2 separate regions of the Homo sapiens genome follow, and region 1 is linked to region 2. A link is a contact called in ENCODE Hi-C data. All regions are on one chromosome and are shown on one strand. The core of a region is the stretch at or near the end of the contact, and the rest is flanking DNA. Distances in the headings are between cores, read along the strand shown.

Region 1 (3,345 bases), core at 410-2,909, 1.2 Mb before region 2:
TATAGTACGGTGCATAGCAGCCTAGACGTGCTCAATAAATACTAGCTGTTTTATTACTTTATAGCCCAGAGAGAGCTGTCTTACACAGATTGTGGAGTAAATAAATAGGAGAGCCGGGGAAGTGTTCTTTGAAAAGCTGCAGGATGAGGTGCAGATAGGGGAAGGCCGTGGGCTGGGGGCTCCCTAGGTTGAGTAGTTCCCCAGTGTTTTCTCATTTATAGAGTAAGCTTCCAGATGGCTAGGACTCTTCTTTTTTTTTTTAATACACAGCAGAGGACACCAGGTGGTCACCAAAGACTTGTCACCGTTCCCTGACATCTAAGAATCTTTGCTGATGAGTTTCCGATCAGTCTGTGCAGTTATCAAGGCCAGTCTTTACCCTGCCACCCACAGCCTGTTCACTGAGAATGTGCTCTGGCTGAAGATGCTTGCAAGGGCAGCTGACAAAAATCAGTTGTGCTCAGCCCAAAGGGCGAGTGTCTTATCTTCAGGGATGTGGGAAGCTGGGCATGGAGGGAGCAAGTTCCAGACCAGTACTTGCTGGCTCTGCGACCTTGGGCCAGCAGATTCCCCACTCTGATCCCTGTCTCTGTTTCCTTTTCTGTAACTCTGAGGGGGACTAGAGGAGGTCAGGAGAATGGCATAGCACAGTGGTTAGCTCTGAACCCCATCTAACACGGTGCCTTCCCCCCACTTGCAATGACCTTGTTGCATTGTATGCACTCTACTTTTCACATTGTAGAGGATCTTATTTATTTACTTGTCTCCACTAAAATGGAAGCTTCCTAAGGGAAAAGGCCTTGCCTGTCTTGTTCTCTGCAGTTAACACTGGGGTCCAGCACTGCCACAGAGCCTCTAAATATATGTGTGTTGCATGAGTGAAATCTCAGAGCCTGGGTTCAAATCCTGGTTGCACCACTTGCTGTGTGACCTCGGACAAGCCACTTAAACTACACCTCAGTTTTCCTGCATAAAAATAGTAATTATTTTCAGTTTTCTCACTAGAAAAATATGGATTAGTAATCGTTCCTCTCTTATCAGGCTAAGAGGATCAAATGAGGAAATATCCGGGAAGCATTAAGCACACTGGCTGGTACAGAGCACACGAATGACAACAGCAAACGTTTATGTAGCACGACGGCCAGGAACTGATCAAAATGCATCACCTATGTTAACTATGTTAATCTTCACTAGATTTTACGAAGTCGGACTATTATGCCATTTTACAGATGGGTAAACTGAGGCCCAGGAGTTAAATAACTTATCACTGTTATTTTACGTCTAAGGTTCCTTCCAAGCTCCCCGTGGGCGACCCTTCCGAAGGACCAGAAGGCGCGCCAGGCCAGCGTCCGGCCCGGCCAGGACGGAAAGGGTTACTAGGCCCGCGCGCCCGTTACCGGCGGAGGCCGGCGGGCTCACAATGCCAGGAGCCGGGCGCCGGACACTTCTTCGCCTCCCATCCGCGCACACGCCCCTTCCTGTCACGGCTGGGCCCGGCCCCGCCCCCGGCACCGCCCGCTGGCCGGGCGCTGCCAGAGTGGACGGTTCCAGAGGCATGCTAATGAGGGGGCGGGCACCGCAGCCCATTGGTTGTCCGCGGAGTGTCGGTGAAGTCAGCGCTGAGTCCCAGAAAAACAGAGCGGGGCCAGCTGCAGCGTGTAGTGCGAGTGGGGCGGACGCGCGCAGCCCGCCCGCCCGGCGACCAGCAAGGTAAGCCCGCGCTCGCCCGCCCGGCCGCGCTTGCCCGCTCGGCGGCGGCAGCGCCGGGGGTGTGCGCGGCTCGGCCCCCGCGGGCGGCGCCTTTGTTCCGCGCTCGGAGGAGGCGCATTTAAAGGGCCAGCTGTTGGAGGGACTTGGGGGACCCCCTCCCCCAGAGCATCCCCCCATGGGCACAGGGAAAGCGGTGGTCCCTCGCGGCCGAACCGTCCATCCTGCCTGCTCGGCGAATCCCCAGTCTTTCAAGGAAAGTTCCCCAGGGTGCGGAGGATCTGGGGGCTTCCAGGGTTGGGGGTTTTTAAATTTCCTTTTTTGGTGGGTGTGGGGTAGTACGATCATGGCCTCTGCTAGGAGAGAATGTCCGCCCGTCTCAGGGTGGCTGCAATTTGGGTGGGTGGAGGAGACATCAAAGCCCGAATGGGTTTGTGCTGTAAAGTGAAACTACCGAGGAGGGGCACCTCTGCAGCAGCCAGAGGAAGGCGGAGGGAGCGAGCGGCGGGATGGAGGCATCTCAGGTGTGTTCATTCATCAGCATCCCCTGGAGAGGGCGGCGGGAGGGGCGCAAGGACGACGCGGTTGGCCGGACCCGCCTGAATGAACGGGGACTAGTATGCGCCGGGGACACGGCGCCTGCCCGTGCCGCCCGTGCCCCTTCTTCTCCCCGAGTGGCTGACAGCATCTTGCTAGGCAGCTCATCACCGACATGGACAGCAAGCAACTCCTTTCTCCGAATTCCCCGGGCATCCCCTGCTACCACCTCGCTGCTTTCCGATGTGGCTTCCTTGATACGTGGTAGCGCCATTCAAGATAGAGGGGAAAGAGGCTTGAAGTCATTATGTTTCCTTCATGGGGGAATGTGCTGTCGAATTCTGCATCCCCATGCATCCGCTGTCGTAAGATGGCTTTGAAATTCACCAGTGCATGCTTTCTCCAGGCAGACAAGAATTTATTACGCTATTACATTGCTACGTAAAAGCAGAAGGGATCCCACTGAGCATGGCTCGTTTTGTTCAGTCCTCGGTTTTTCCCAGCATGTTCTGGGCGAGCCTTTGGATTTTTGTTTTAAACACTGAGCGTTGGGATGCCCCTGTTGTCACAGGGCCGACCTGCTGAAATTGCTGGAATTGGTTTCATCGTCAATAGGAGGGAGGTTCATCTAGAGACATCATGGAACCTATCTGGCGTGTCAGGCCTCTGACTCCATCTCTCCCCTCAACACCCCCCCCCCCGCCCAGCCCCCCGCGCCCTTTTTTCCTCTTAAGTGGAGGCGGGGGATGGATTGGCTGTCTTCACTCTCCTTGTGTTTTGAGCTCCTCTGCTTAGATTCAATTCTGTGGTTTTGGTTGGAAAGGTATCTTGGTGGTGATCGAAGAGAGGAGGGTTGGATTAAAAGTGGGGTGGACACAGAGGGGTCAGCAGCATCAATGACAGAAGACAGATGATGGACATATCTACAGCCTTCAGACACCGATGAGGCAGATGGCTGTCTACAGAGTGAGGGGCGTGTGTTTGGGCTGTGAGGGGGAGGGGTGGAGGAGGAGGATGCCTCCAGCAGTTTTCTGCCCCGCCCTCTGGATGCTGCCTTAAATAGCCCCTTGCCAACCAAGCTCTGATGTCTCTTTCTTGGCC
Region 2 (3,173 bases), core at 642-3,141:
AAGGGATAATTAATGATACAAGAATCTGATGAAGCTGGGAGGAGTTGGTTTTGAACTGGAATGGGGATGCCTCATCCTTGGAGAGACTGGAAGGAAGGCTAAAAGGATGGGAGTGACTGTAGATATGTTGATATGCTTGGGAGGGAATTCAGGCACTTGGGAAGAGCACAGGCTGATGTTTTCCACTTGTTTGATGAAGTAATACTCCAGCGGGACAGGCTCTGCTGTTTCTGACACTGTGTGGAAGGAGACAGAGCAAGGAAGAAGTTGGAAGGGAGGTTGAAAGAAGAGTGCCAGATGGACCTCTTGGTCTTTGTGGTGGGATCAGGAAATTGGTACTTTTTTCCCTCAGTCTCTCTAAGAGCAACACTATTCAAGGGGCTCAGAACCCTTTGAGCCGCACTACTGGGTTTTCCCACCTGCTCAGGACTGCGAGGCCAGACTCTGTGTCAGGGCCATGCTCAAAAATCATAGACTCAAAAAAACCCACAAAAAACTTGAAGTGGAATGCTTAAATTTATTGAGAAAAAAAAGTCTTTGAGAGACAAGCACTTTGATACTCTTATTCTTGCAATCCATAAAACTTCCTGTAAAAATGAACGACTTTAGGCGGGGCGCGGTGGCTCATGCCTGTTATCCCAGCACTTTGGGAGGCCAAGGTGGGCGAATCACGAGGTCAGGAGATCGAGACCATCCTGGCTAACACGGTGAAACCCCGTCTCTACTAAAAATACAAAAAAAATTAGCTGGGCGTGGTGGCGGGCGCCTGTAGTTCCAGTTACTCGGGAGGCTGAGGCAGGAGAATGGCGTGAACCCAGAAGGCAGAGCTTGCAATGAGCCCAGATTGCGCCACTGCACTCCAGCCTGGGCGCCAGAGCAAGACTCCGTCTCAAAAAACAAAAACAAAAAACGACTTTGGTGAAATTACTAAGCAGACAGAATTTACCCAAAGTTGTAAGATACTGAAATGCAGATACAGTTTTTTATTTTTATTTTTATTTTTTAGACAGTCTTGCTCTGTCACCCAGGCTGGAGTGCAGTGGTGTGATCTCGACTCACTGCAACCTCTGCCTCCTGGGTTCAAGCGATTCTCCTGCCTCAGCCTCCCGAGTAGCTAGGATTACAGGCGCACGCCACCATGTCTGGCTGATTTTTGTATTTTTAGTAGAGACAGGGTTTCACCATGTTGGCCAGGCTGGTCTCGAACTCCTGGAACTCAGGTGATCCACCCGCCTCTGCCTCCCTAAGTGCTGGGATTACAAGCGTGAACCACCGCACCCAGCCATGGATACAGTTCTTTATCAGCTAATGGTTAAAAATTAAAGCAAAAAAAAAATGCAAAATAAAACACTAAGAATCACAGACTTTTAAGTGACCAAGGCTGATGAGAAATCATTCGCCATGCTACAAACACGGCCAGAATGTCCGTCGAGGGGCAGGCATTACACACAAAAAATAAGCTTCTTTCTGCCCTCAGGACTGTATGGAGGAAAAAGACTACGAAAATCAGTATCTATAACAGCATGAGATAAGCAACGTGAGGAGAGGCACAAAATGCAATGAGGTGACCGAAAAAACCAAGTCCTCTCATTCTGAGAGGAGGAGCCCGATTTCCCCAAGGTTTTAAAAGAAATAAATAGGGCGAGAGTCAAAGAATCATACTCAGATAACCTTGCAAAATGCGCCCCTCCCGCCCGGCTTCCCGCCTTTGGCACCGACGCCCTCGGGGCTTCCCTCGTGCCAGTCCGCGCGCGCACGCCGGGGGGCAACCGGTCCAGGGCCGCGAGACAGTCACCGCGAGAGGGCGCGAGCCCGAACCTGTCTACGGAAGTCCCGCCCTCACTTCCGGCGGCGGAGGATTGGGAGGGACTGAAGGCCGTTTCCGGCTCTGGTAGTGTAGGGACTTCGGCACGTGTGTCATTCCCCGGGATTTCTGTAGTAACCCTGCTTCTGGTGAACTTGTCTGGCCGGCATTCATTTAAGGCCTAAGGATGAAGGCGGTAAGTGTCCTCAAAAGCCCGGTCGCCGCGGCCTAGGGCCCCTTCGGGTGATAGAGTCACTGCCTGAGTTAGCTTTTAGGCAGGTTTTCACCCGTGTCTAGGGGGCGGTGGTTTAGACTGGGGGCTTTCCATTCCTTACACCGAGCTCATCCTTGGTTACCCACTGTGTGCGCGCACCACTTCAGAGTATCACGAAGAGACAGGCACGGAGTTTTGCATGCGTGGGATTTCATACTTTGAAGGAATTTTTCAAGACCGTCTTTCGAACTCGTTTTTCACAAATGAGAAGCAGGGTCCTACCCTCAGCGAGTTTATAATGTGAGTCACGGTACCCATGAAGGGTAAAGAGATAGAAAAGCAAGTGATTTGTCCTGGTTCTCCCAGAAAATAAGAGGTAGTCCTGGGGTTCAGGACTAACTTTGGGATTTCTGAATGAGTCACCAGCAAGAGAAGTGGAATCCAAAGATCCGAATTCAGTTTTGCCCTCCTTAGTTTATGGGTCTTTTGGCAGCTTCATCAGTAATGTGAGGATAACAGCAGTCAGTACTCAACTAGGCTGTTAGAGGTGATTTGTTGGAGCACTTTGTAAGTAATAAAATCGTAGATAAATGTAAGTTTTATTAAAGACAGCCAGCATTTTGCTTTGAATGTGTTAAACTACAGGTGTGTTAAACTAGCCTTGAATAGCCACTTACCACTACTAGATCAGTGGTTCTTAACCTGTTTGGGGATCGTAGAACCCTTTGAATTGCTGTGAATTGGGATTGAATAACTGATGCTGTAGCGCTCTTCTGTAGGATTAAAGCCATCGTTTGGTTTTAGCTTTTATATGCAAGTCTGTGGCTGTGGGACATTGAAATTGTGGAATTGGTCTAATGAAATTTGTAATCAGTTCTCTTTAACCTGATTTAAAAAATAAGTTTCTGGGTATGCAGTATTCTTTCTGTTATTTTCTAGAGAAGAAATAAAAAACAGATCCCAAGCTTTCGCAAGTTAATAAAAACTAGTAAAGTCAAACTTGAAAACAAGCTAAAAAATAAGCAGTTTAAACAACAAAGCACTCTCAAGAAGTACCGAAAAGAACAGAGGAAACTAAGGCAAGCTGTGAAAGATGCTGTGTCTAAGAAACCCATTCCATTGGAGAACCCAAAGGAAAAGCGACCAGGTAATTGT

The links. Hi-C counts contacts between places; a loop is a spot of excess contacts on that map. Pooled maps may share reads with other maps.
Region 1: a pooled map shows a loop between it and region 2 (9-fold over the local background). The contact joins the promoter of SORBS1 here to the promoter of NOC3L in region 2. A Hi-C loop is called at or near these places in 5 of 50 pooled maps.

The regions. Positions count from the first base shown.
Region 1 is chr10:95,559,685-95,563,029 of GRCh38, reverse strand. It overlaps SORBS1 (sorbin and SH3 domain containing 1), which reads left to right and starts at 1,659. Exons shown (of 33, transcript NM_001034954.3): 1 at 1,659-1,710. RefSeq lists silencers at 1,310-1,679, 1,720-1,829 and an enhancer at 1,314-2,076.
Region 2 is chr10:94,361,657-94,364,829 of GRCh38, reverse strand. It overlaps NOC3L (NOC3 like DNA replication regulator), which reads left to right and starts at 1,891. Exons shown (of 21, transcript NM_022451.11): 1 at 1,891-2,000; 2 at 2,958-3,165. The coding sequence starts at 1,992. RefSeq lists a silencer at 1,688-1,817 and an enhancer at 1,958-2,217.